Regions from separate parts of the Homo sapiens genome. Here region 1 is linked to region 2. A link is a contact called in ENCODE Hi-C or POLR2A ChIA-PET data. All regions are on one chromosome and are shown on one strand. The core of a region is the stretch at or near the end of the contact, and the rest is flanking DNA. Distances in the headings are between cores, read along the strand shown. Region 1 holds the start of SIRT2 (sirtuin 2). Region 2 holds the start of GMFG (glia maturation factor gamma).

What was found. Hi-C counts contacts between places; a loop is a spot of excess contacts on that map. ChIA-PET counts read pairs that join two places held with the same protein, here RNA polymerase II (POLR2A). Pooled maps may share reads with other maps.
Region 1: a loop to region 2 is called in a pooled map, with 4 times the contacts of the local background. The contact joins the promoter of SIRT2 here to the promoter of GMFG in region 2. A Hi-C loop is called at or near these places in 2 of 168 maps with a recorded cell type or tissue (gastrocnemius medialis and naive thymus-derived CD4-positive, alpha-beta T cell), 1 of 37 single-sample maps with no recorded cell type and 13 of 50 pooled maps. POLR2A ChIA-PET finds 5 or more read pairs at or near these places in 2 of 52 experiments (Caco-2 and MCF 10A).

What each region holds. Positions count from the first base shown.
Region 1 is chr19:38,896,010-38,901,442 of GRCh38, reverse strand. It overlaps SIRT2 (sirtuin 2), which reads left to right and starts at 1,825. Exons shown (of 16, transcript NM_012237.4): 1 at 1,825-1,937; 2 at 3,018-3,064. The coding sequence starts at 1,922. It overlaps NFKBIB (NFKB inhibitor beta), which reads right to left and starts at 1,474. Exons shown (of 6, transcript NM_002503.5): 1 at 1,232-1,474. The coding sequence starts at 1,410.
Region 2 is chr19:39,334,504-39,340,129 of GRCh38, reverse strand. GMFG (glia maturation factor gamma) reads left to right here and starts at 4,087. Exons shown (of 7, transcript NM_004877.4): 1 at 4,087-4,156; 2 at 4,599-4,695; 3 at 4,820-4,869. The coding sequence starts at 4,154.

The DNA.
Region 1 (5,433 bases), core at 576-3,075, 440 kb after region 2:
TGTGCCTGTGGTCCCAGCTACTCAGGAGGCTGAGGTGCAAGGATCACTTGAGCCAGGAGGTTGTGGCTATAGTAAGCCATGATCATGCCACTGCACTCCAGCCTGGGCGACAGAGTGAGACTTCGTTTCAAAAAAAAAAGTCAGAACAGAGACCAATTGAATAGAAAGTAAAAAAAAATTAATGAAACCAAAATTAATTAATGAAATTTAATGAAAATTAACGAGACTATAAAGCTGGTTGAGATCAATATTCAGTGCCTCCTGGATCAGGCCCTGCTTGCATCACTGGGCATACAGCAGTAAACACAACAGACAAAAAACCCAGTACAATCCCTCATCTGGGCCTTTGCAACTGCAGTTCCTTCTCCTTGAAATGCTCTTATCTTGTTTATCTATTGCCTCATTTTCCTGCTTTATTTTTCTCCAAAGTACTTAACTACCTCTGACTTTATTTCCTTTTCTTACTTTCTATGTTTCTTTCTTTCTGCGTGTCTTTCTTTGTTTCTTCCTGTCTTTCCATTTCTTTCCTTCCTTGTGGTCTTATCAATCTGTTTATTTAGCTCCACTAAAATGTATGCTCCACAAGGGCTTAAGTTTTTGTTTGTTTTCTTCACTGCCTTTATCACTAGCACCTAAACGGAGCCTGGAACGTGGTAATGTGTAAAGAATATTTGTTTAACAGATGAATCCTTGGTCTCATGGAGCTAACATTCTTTTTTTTAATTTTCCTATTTTTTTACTTTAATTAGGAATTCAACATAGAAGAGCTTACATTCTCTCTCTTTGAATTTAAGATTTGAAGAACACTGCTCAGAAGACAGGATCTTAGAGTCAGGGACCAAGTATTAATTTCGGAAATCAAACTCTAGGGCTCAAATCGGGAACTAAGAATCAAAGATCATATTTGGAGGTTAGAAGTCAGGAGAAGCCACAGTTCTAACAGAAGTCTCAGGACTGGAGTCAGGTTTGGGTATCAGTGGATACAATGTGGATTCCAGGAGCTGAGAATCATAGTTCAAGAAAAGAAGGTAAGAAATGATTGGGTTAGGATCATAGCTAGATAGAAGATTGGTTTTGTTAAAAGTTAGGACTCGGGGGTTAGAGGTCAGGAAGTTCAGCATCGGAAGTCAGATTTAGGAGTATGAGGTTAGGAAGCCTCAGGGATCAGAGATTAATGAGGAATGTGACGCCGGGTCCTAGGGCTCCGTTTGGCAGCCTAAGGTTCACTCACGTGTCCCCATCCTCAGTGACGTAGCCGAAGACGAGGGGAGCCCACGACAGCCCCGGGCCCAACTCCGCGCCCAACCCAGGTCCTCCGGGGGCCGCTGCGTCCGGACCCAGGGAGCCCAGGCCGCTGTCGCACCATTCATCTGCGTCGGCAGCTTTTCCCAAGCACGCGACCCCAGCCATGGCCCCCGCCGCCTCAGGGGCCCCCCGCAGTCGCCCGCCTGTAGCTGGGCTTTGCCGGGAGTTCTGGAGCTTCCGCCCTGCGGGAAATTCCCCACCACGCCCCCTGATTCACCCAATGATAATATGCTGAATCGCTCACACCCCGCCCTCGTACTGCATCCTGACCAATCAGAGTATTCGGGAGGACTACAACTCTCTAGCCGTTCCCACATTTTCCGGGCGCCCTTTACCAACATGGCTGCTGACGCCACGCCTTCTGGGACTCGTAGTCCGGTCCTCGCGCGCTTTCTTACCTAACTGGGGCGCTCTGGGTGTTGTACGAAAGCGCGTCTGCGGCCGCAATGTCTGCTGAGAGTTGTAGTTCTGTGCCCTATCACGGCCACTCCCATTTCTGGTGCCGTCACGGGACAGAGCAGTCGGTGACAGGACAGAGCAGTCGGTGACGGGACACAGTGGTTGGTGACGGGACAGAGCGGTCGGTGACAGCCTCAAGGGCTTCAGCACCGCGCCCATGGCAGAGCCAGACCGTGAGTCGGGGATCCGGGTAGGAGGGTCGGGCCGCGCCGGGGCCTGGCTGAATGCTGCAGGCCCCGGGGCCCAAGGGTGGCCGCGGTGGGGCGGGAAGTAGGGAGCGCTTCGGGGAGTGGGATTCTGAGGGCTGTTGCTTAGCGATCTGTATCGCTAGGCTGGTGGGTTTCTGGGTCGCAGTGTGTTCAGGGTTCGTTTACCACATCCACTTGCCAAGTTGCCAATGATCGCGTGTTTCTCGCACCTTGGTTGCTAAGGTCCCTCGCTGCAAAGAACATAAGTTGCCCCGGTCCCGCTTGCTATGGGTACCTGATTGTTAGAGGCAACCAGAGGATGCTGAGGGACCCCTGCTGACCCCTCCTATGGCTTCCCCTTGTTCCGCGCCTCTCCTAAACCTACCGCCTCCACTGCACCACTGCACCTCCCTCCTAAACCTGCCTCCCAGCCAAAGCGTCTCTTCCCTTCTCTTTTCCTTTCTAAACTTCCCTCTGCCTTGTAAATCTAACCCTCCCCGCACACACACTCACACACTGTCGTGTCCTTCCTAACTCCTCCTGAGTGTTCCTTCATGCCCTGAATCCCCTAGGTAGGAGGAGGAGGATCGCTTGAGCCCAGGAATTTGAGGCTGCAGTGAGCTATGATCGCACTATTGCACTCCAACCTGGGTGACATGAGCGAGACCCTTTCTCTAAAAAGTAAAAAAGAAAGAAAGTAAGTCAGGGCCAGAAACAATGGCTCATGCTTGTAATCCCAGTACTTTGGGAGGCCAAGGTGGTTGGATCGCTTGAGCCCAGGAGTTCAAGACCAGCCTGGGCAAAAGCCCCTACTTTCTCCCTGTCCCCCTAAATCTTCCTCTCCAGCCTCTCTGCCCCTCACTAATCACCTCTCCCGGCATCACTTTGCATGTAGATAAGATCTTTTCTCCGTCCCCTCCCTCCCTCTGCTCCATTTTTACCACCATCCCATCCCAGTGTAACTAGGTTGGTGGGTGTTCTTGCCCCCTCACTGACCATTTGAACCCCTTTATTCCCCCCTTAATCGTTCTCCCCACTGTAACCACCTCTGCTCCCCTCCCCCAGCCTCTCACCCTCTGGAGACCCAGGCAGGGAAGGTGCAGGAGGCTCAGGTGAGATGGGGGAAAGGGTGGAGGGGAGGAGAGAGACGGACTTGTTCCACATCCCACACTGGGGGGAGGTGGCAAAGGGGAAACAGTCACCCCAGGGCCCTCGGCTCATTGCCCCAATCCCTCACACCACCCAGTGCAGCTTTCTGGGGAAAGGCAGATTCTGGGGATTGTCAGAGAAGAGTTTCCAGCCTCAAGTCCAGGCCTGTCCTCCCAAACTTTCCTTCTTCCTTGCCACTGCCTGCCATCCCTTCTGAACCACATTTGTCCTGGGACTGGAAGAGACAGGTATCCCATTTGGTCTTGGAACGCACAGATCTCGTGGACAAGTGATGGGAAAAAATGATCTCACAGCGTGATGACGAAAGTAACTCAGGGGGCCAGATGCAGTGGCTTATGCCTGTAATTCCAATAACTCAGGAGACTGAGGCGCGAGGATCGCTTGAGCCCAGGAGTTTGAGGCTGCAGTGAGCTATGATTGCATCACTGCACTCCAGCCGGGGTGAAAGAGCAAGACCCTTTCTCTAAAAAGTAAAAAAGAAAGAAAGTAACTCAGGGCCAGACACAGTGGCTCATGCTTGTAATCCCAGTACTTTGGGAGGCTGAGGTAGGAGGATCGCTTGAGCCCAGGAGTTCCAGACCAGTCTTGGCAACATAGGGAGGCCCCCACCTCTACAAAATATTTAAAAATTAGCCATGTGTAGTGGTGCATGCCTGCATTGCCAGCTACTCAGGAGGCTGAGTTGGGGGAGGATTGCTTAAGCCCAGGAGGTTAAGGCCGTAGTGTGCCTTGACTGTGCCACTGCACCCCAACCGGGGCGACAGAGCAAAACACGGTCTCAAAAAAAAAAAAAGGAAGAAAAGTAAAGAAACTCAGGGTACTGTGGGAGCACAGAGAAAATTTTCTGGGTCAAAGAAGATTCTAGCCAGGCCATTCCCTGGAGGAATCCACAGGCTGGTCTAGCTGTCAGACCAAGATACAGACACAGCATAAGTGAAGAGTGACTTAGAATTTTCTTAGACAAGGTGAGAAATGGTGATCCACACAACAGGTATCGCTTGTGCAAAGACCTGGGGGGCATGAAGGGGTGTGATGTGTTCCATAATTGGGTGGCTGGTGGTGGTCAGCTTGTTATAGTCGTGGTTAGCATTTACTGACGGCTTACTAAAGCTGGGCCCACTGTTTAGTGCCAAACGTGCCTCATCTCAATTTCATCTTCCTGGCATCCCTGTGAAGAGAAACGCCTATCACGGCCATTTTACAGATGCAGAATCTGAGGCAGAGTTGTTAAGTCACTTATCCCCCGTCCCTCGGCTACAGGAGCAGGGAAGGGTTTGAGTCCCCCAGCACTGGGCACGCCACCTGTCAGAGGCTGCCAGGAGAGGTGGACAGGCAGTCTCATAGGAGCTTGAAGGCCCCCGTCAGCACCTCCGGCTCTCCCTTAGGCCAAGCTGCAGACACATGCTGGGCACAGGCCTTCCACACAGCCTCACTGTGTACAGCCTGAAAGAGTGCCAGCCCACCCACACCCCTGAGATTGCCTTTCAGACGTGGGGTGGTGCAGAAGCGGGCATCAGAATACCTCACAAATGCACAGTGGAGCTTTGCTAAGGATATAAGAGCCTCCTGTTAGGCTGTGGCAACTCACTCGCCTGGCTCCCAAAGCACGACCACTGTCAGAGAAAAAGGTTGAATGTTAAAAAGGATCCTCAGTCCCAAAGAGAGAGAGGCGAGGATGTAAAATGCAGCATTGTCCGTCACAGGGCAAAACTGGAAACAGTCCAAATGGCTGTCAGTGGATGGGTTAAATGAACTATGGTTCATCCATACAATCCAATACTATGTAGCTGCTCTGAAAAACGAGGTGAGGCCGGGCACGGTGGCTCACACCTGTAATCCCAGCACTTTGGGAGGCAGGGGGATCACTTGAGCCCAGGAGTTTTGAGACCAGCCTGGGCAACATAGCAAGATGCCGTCTCTTTTTTAAAAAATTATTTTTTAAATTAGGTGGGTCTGTAGCATATTGTTCTGCCGAAAACTCAAGATGTTGTATTGTACTATGACCTATTTCTGTAAAAAATATTAGTTTTATGCAGAGAAAACTGGAGTAATTTCCATTAAGCTTAGCTAACAGTGGTTATCTTTATAAGGGTGGGCTTGGGCAATTACAAGGTGAGTGCCGCAAGTTATATGTTGTTGAAGTATACATGAGTATAATCAAGGTTTTTGCAGAGGTTGTCCAATCTCTCTTTCTCTCTGTCTCTCTCTCTCTCTCATTCTCACTCTCTCTTTCTCTCTCTCTTTTTTTTTGAGACGGAGTCTCGCTCTGTCACCCAGGCTGGAGTGCAGTGGGGTGATCTCGCTGACTGCA
Region 2 (5,626 bases), core at 2,838-5,337:
GAGTCGGAGGTTGCAATAAGCCGAGATTTGCCATTGCACTCTAGCCCAGGTGACAGAGCGAGACTATGTCTCTAAATAAATAAACAAATAAATAACAAGAAAGCAGCTAAGGGAATGGAGTAATGCAGCCAGAATTAATTTACATGGGGAAAGGCCTCTTTCATTAGGTGAGACTGAAACAGAAATCTGAAGGAATGAAGGAGAAAGTGGGTTCCAGAAAGAGAAAACAGCAAGTGCAAAGGCCATGTAGTAGGATCATTCACAGAACCACAAAGGGGCCAGCATTGCTGGAGTGGAGTGAGCAAAAGAGGGCAGTGAAGGACAAGGTCCAAGAGGCAATGGGGTAGGGGTGGTGACAGATAACTTAGTATTTTAGTCATTGTTGGTGTGTGTGTGTGTGTGTGTGTGTGTGTGTGTGGGGGGGGGGGGCAGGGTCTCACTCTGTTGCCCAGACTGGATTGTAGTGGTGCGATCGCGGCTCACTGCAACCTCGGCTCACTGCAACCCCTGCCTCCTGGGTTCAAGTGATTCTCCTGCCTCAGCCTCTGGAGTAGCTGGAACTACAGCCGTATGCCATCAAACCTGGCTAAGTTTTGTATTTTTAGTAGAGATGGGGTTTCACCATGTTGCCCAGGCTGGTCTTGAACTCCTGGACTCAAGTGATCTGCCTGCCTCGGCCTCCCAAAGTGTTGGGATTACAGGCGTGAGCCACTGCGCCTGGCCTGCTGTTTGGTTTTTAGAGATAGGATCTTACTCTGTCACCTGGGCTGGAGTGCAGTGGTGTGATCCTAGCTCACTGCAGCCTCAAACTCCTGGGCTCAAGTGATCCTCCCAACCTCAGCCTCCCAAGTAGCTGGTACCTGGGATTACAGACACATGCCACCATGCCCGGCTACTTTTAAAATTTTTTTGTAGAGACAAGGTCTTGCTATGTTGCCCAGGCTGGTCTTGAACTCCTGGTCTCAAGCAATTCTCCTGCCTTGGCCTCCCAAAGTGCTGGGATTACAGGCATGAGCCACTGTGTCTGGCCCATGGGAGGGTTTGAGACCAGCCTGGCCAACATGGTAAAACCCTGTCTCTACTAAAAATACAAAAATATGGCTAGGCGCGGTGGCTCACACCTGTAATCCCAGCACTTTGGGAAGCTGAGGTGGGCTGATCACGAGGTCAGGAGTTCGAGACTAGCCTGACCAACATGGTGAAACCCCGTCTCTACTAGAAATACAAAAATTAGCTGGTTGTGGTGGCGCACACCTGTAATCCCAGCTACTCATGAGGCTGAGGCAGGAGAACTGCTTGAACCTGGGAGGTGGAGGTTGCAGTGAGCCGAGATTGTGCCACTGCACTCCAGCCTGGGTGACAGAGAGACACTCCATCTCAAGAAAAAAAAAAAAAAATTAGCCGGGTGTGGTGGCTCACGCCTGTAATCCCAGCTACTTGGGAGGCTGAAGTGAGAGAATCGCTTGAACCCAGGAGGCGGAGGTTGCGGTGAGCTGAGATGGTGCCACTGTACTCCAGCCTGGGTGACAGAGCGAGACCCCTGTCTCAAAAAAAAAAAAAAAGAAAAGAAAAAAAGAAAACCAGGCAAGTGTGGTGTCATGAAGACGATGTTTCAGGGAACAGGGAGTGATGGGCTGTGTCAGATGTGGCTGAGGAGGAGTGAGAATTGACCATTAGATCCAGCACCGTGGAGTGCATGGGTGACCTTGACAAGGGCATGTCAGCTGAGAGGAATACAGGTGAAAGGCTGATTGGAGAAGGCAGAAGAGAAAACTGGGAGGAGAAATTGGAGGCAGCAATGTAGATTATTCTTTTGAGAAATCTTTTTTTTTTTTTTGAGAAGGAGTCTCACTCTGTCACCCAGGCTAGAGTGCAGTGGCGCAATCTTGGCTCACTGCAAGCTCCGCCTCCTGGGTTCACGCCATTCTCCTGCCTCATCCTCCTGAGTAACTGGGACTACAGGCACCTGCCACCACGCCCGGCTAATTTTTTGTATTTTTAGTAGAGACGGGGTTTCACCTTGTTAGCCAGGATGGTCTCGATCTCCTGACCTCGTGATCCACCCGCCTTGGCCTCCCAAAGTGCTGGGATTACAGGCATGAGCCACCACGCCCGGCCTCTTTTGAGAAATCTTGCAGAAAAGGGAAGGAAATGAGTGAGCAGCAGCTGGACAGGAGATACAGTTTTATGTTTTTAAGATGGAAGAGGCCAGACACAGTGACTCACGCCTGTAATCCCTGCACACCAGGAGGCTGAGGCAGGAGGATCGCTTGAGGCCAGGAGTTTGAGGCCAGCCTGGGCCACATAGCGAGATCCTGTCTCTATAAAAATCAAAAGTAAAATTGGCCAGGCATGGTGTTGCGTGCCTATAGTCCCAGCTACCTAGGAGGCCAAGGTGGGAAGGTGGCTTGAGCCCAGGAGTTGGAGACTGCAGTGAGCCATGATTACACCGCTGCACTCCAGCCTGGGTAACAGAATGAGACCCTGTCTCAAAATAAAAGAAAAAAAGAAAAGAAAAAAATTAAGATGGAAGAAGTAACACTGCATGGAGGCTAAGGAGAAAGATCCAGGAGGCATGGGGACGTTGGTGAGACAAGAGGGAGAGAGAGGACAGCTGCAGAGATGTAGGTGAAGGGGTAGAGTCCAGTGTAGGGTCCGGGGTTTGCCCACCATGGAGGGAAGTGGGCCAGTCACAGTTGGCCTAGGACCCTGTGGAAATTGTCTTTTGTTTGCTTTTATCTTCTCACTGAAATACATATGGTTTTTGTGTGAACTACATTCCTTTTATTTCTTCTTTATATGACAGTCAGGACATTATATTGATTTTTTTTTGAATTTATGTGTGTAAGTAGGTTATATTATCTAGGAATTTTATTTCGGGATGGGAAAAGGGGGCAGTGCAAAAATACTCAATAAAAAAAATAGCCGGGCATGGTGGCTCACAGTGGCTCACACCTGGAATCCCAGCACTTTCGGAGGCTGAGGCAGGTGGATCATTTGAGGTCAGGAGTTCGAGACCAACATGGCCAACATGGTGAAACCCCATCTCTACTAAAAATACAAAAATTAGCCGGGCGTAGTGGCACGTGCCTGTAGTCCCAGCTACTTGGGAGGCTGAGGCCGGAGAATGGCTTGAACCTGGGAGGCGGAGGTTGCAGTGAGCTGAGATCGCACCACTGCACTCCAGCCTGGGCGACAGAGTGAGACCCTGTCTCAAAAAAAAAAAATTGGGTACCGGTCTGACGGGATTGAACTCCCTTGTTGTAGGGCCTCATAGGTCATTGCAAGGCTAGTGAGGTTGGAAAAGTGCAGGAAAAAAGTCACCATTACCCAGGCACTGTGGGGTTGCCCCTCTGGTCCCCATTTTGCCATTGACATAATGGGCGTCAGTCTGACCAGCAAAAGACTAAACTCCCCTTTTCCAGCCCTGCAATTCAAATATCCCAGATGGGGGTAAATCTAGGAAGGCCACCTGGAGGAGGGGAGGAGCAAAATAGTTCGTTTTTAGTACCTATTGTGTCTGCCATGCTGGCAGCTATGTGAAGCTATTTATTTATTTATTTTTATTTATTTGTATTTTTATTGCCTGGGATAGAGTGCAATGATGTGATCTTGGCTCACTGCAACCTCTGCTGCTCGGATTCAAGCAATTCTTGTGCCTCAGACTCCCGAGTAGCTGGGATCACAGGCGTGCACCACCATGCCAGGCTAATATTTTGTATTTTTAGTAGAGATGGGGTTTTGCCATGTTGGTCAGGCTGGTCTCCAACTCCTGACCTCAGGTGATCCGCCCGCCTCGGCCTCCCAAAGTGCTGGCATTACAGGTGTGAGCCACCATGCCCGGCCGATGTGAAGCTATTTATATCCTCACCACAATCTCAAATCAGAGGGGTGAAGTTACTTAGCTAGGGTCACACAGCAAGGAAGCTTTGGAACCCTGGTCTGAGCGATTTCCTGACAGGTCCTGGCAGATGAGGGGAAGGAAGGAGGGGGAGGAGCCCTCTGTGACAGTTGTCCCAGAAAGGGCATAAACAGGATGTGGTGTTGGATGAAACCTTCCTCCTACTGCACAGCCCGCCCCCCTACAGCCCCGGTCCCCACGCCTAGAAGACAGCGGAACTAAGAAAAGAAGAGGCCTGTGGACAGAACAATCATGGTCAGGGGCCAGGGGTTCTATGGGAAGAGCTGGGGCTGGGGTTGGGGCTGGGGCTTGGAGGACACCTGGGCGAAGGTCAGGCTATGGGATGGAGGTCACGGGCCGGGAAGGGGGCCCAACTGTGGTGAACAGCCCGGCTGGAAGAACAGAGAGACAGTGGCTCTGGGTTTAGGCTCAGGAAGTGGATCTCTGCACCTCCTTGAGTGTCCCCCAAGAGTCCCCGTGGAGAAGGCGGGAACCCAGCCTCTGCTCCGCCCCCCAAGCTGAGTGCCCTGGTGAGGGGTATCTACTCTGTGGGAAGGGTGCCTTTTCTCAATGTTCACAAAGGCATCAGATGGGCCGGCGCGATGCTCCTCTTCATTAGTGGATGGAGAAACAGGTTTGGGGAAGGGGTGAGGGCTGAGGCCAGGCCATTTCAGCTCTTCCTGGGTCCCTCCGGCAGTCTGACTCCCTGGTGGTGTGCGAGGTAGACCCAGAGCTAACAGAAAAGCTGAGGAAATTCCGCTTCCGAAAAGAGACAGACAATGCAGCCATCATAAGTGAGTGACATCTTCCCCCACAGAAGGATGGGAGGGCGGTGGTGAGGGCAGATAGGGAGGGCTGGGCTTGTGTCCCCCATGGATCAGGGGGAGTGTCTAATCCCTGTGTGCCACCCCTCCCCAGTGAAGGTGGACAAAGACCGGCAGATGGTGGTGCTGGAGGAAGAATTTCAGGTGATGGGCTGGGGTGATTGGGACTGGGAGGTACAGGGTGAGACTGGGAGAACCAAGTGGTTGGAACTGATATGAAGAGCCTGGCATGGGGGTAGAAAGACCTGGAGATTGGCCGAGCACAGTGGCTCATGCCTGTAATCCCAGCACTTTGGGAGGCCGAGGCAGGTGGATCACCTGAGGTTGGGAGTTCAAGACCAGCCTGGCAAACATGGTGAAACCCCATCTGTACTAAAAATATAAAAAGTTAGCTAGGCATGGTGGTGGGCACCTGTAATCACAGCTACTTGGGAGGCCGAGGCAGGAGAATCGCTGGAACCCGGGAGATGGAGGCTGTAGTGAGCCGAGATTGTGCCACTACACTTCAGTCTGAACCACAGAGCAAGACTCTGTCTCAAAAACAAAAACAAAAAACAAAAAAACAAAAAACCCTGGAGATCAAGTTCTAGCTCACTCATGACCCCCAGCAAGAGACTTTGCCTGTTTGTGTCTCTATTTCCTCATCTGTGAAATGGGGAGAATAGTACTTATCTCATAGGCTTGTTTTTACATCCAGTGATTTAATTCTTGTAATGGGTTTAGAACAAGGCCTGGCACTTAGTATGTGCTCAATAAGGTGATGATGATCTTAATAATGATGATAATAATGCTTTATTGGCATTTAAATGAAAGAGTTTCCATATAAGTTAAAAAGCTAGCCAGGCATGGTGGCTCATGCCTGTAATCCCAGCGCTTTGGGAGGCTGAGGCAGGAGGATCAC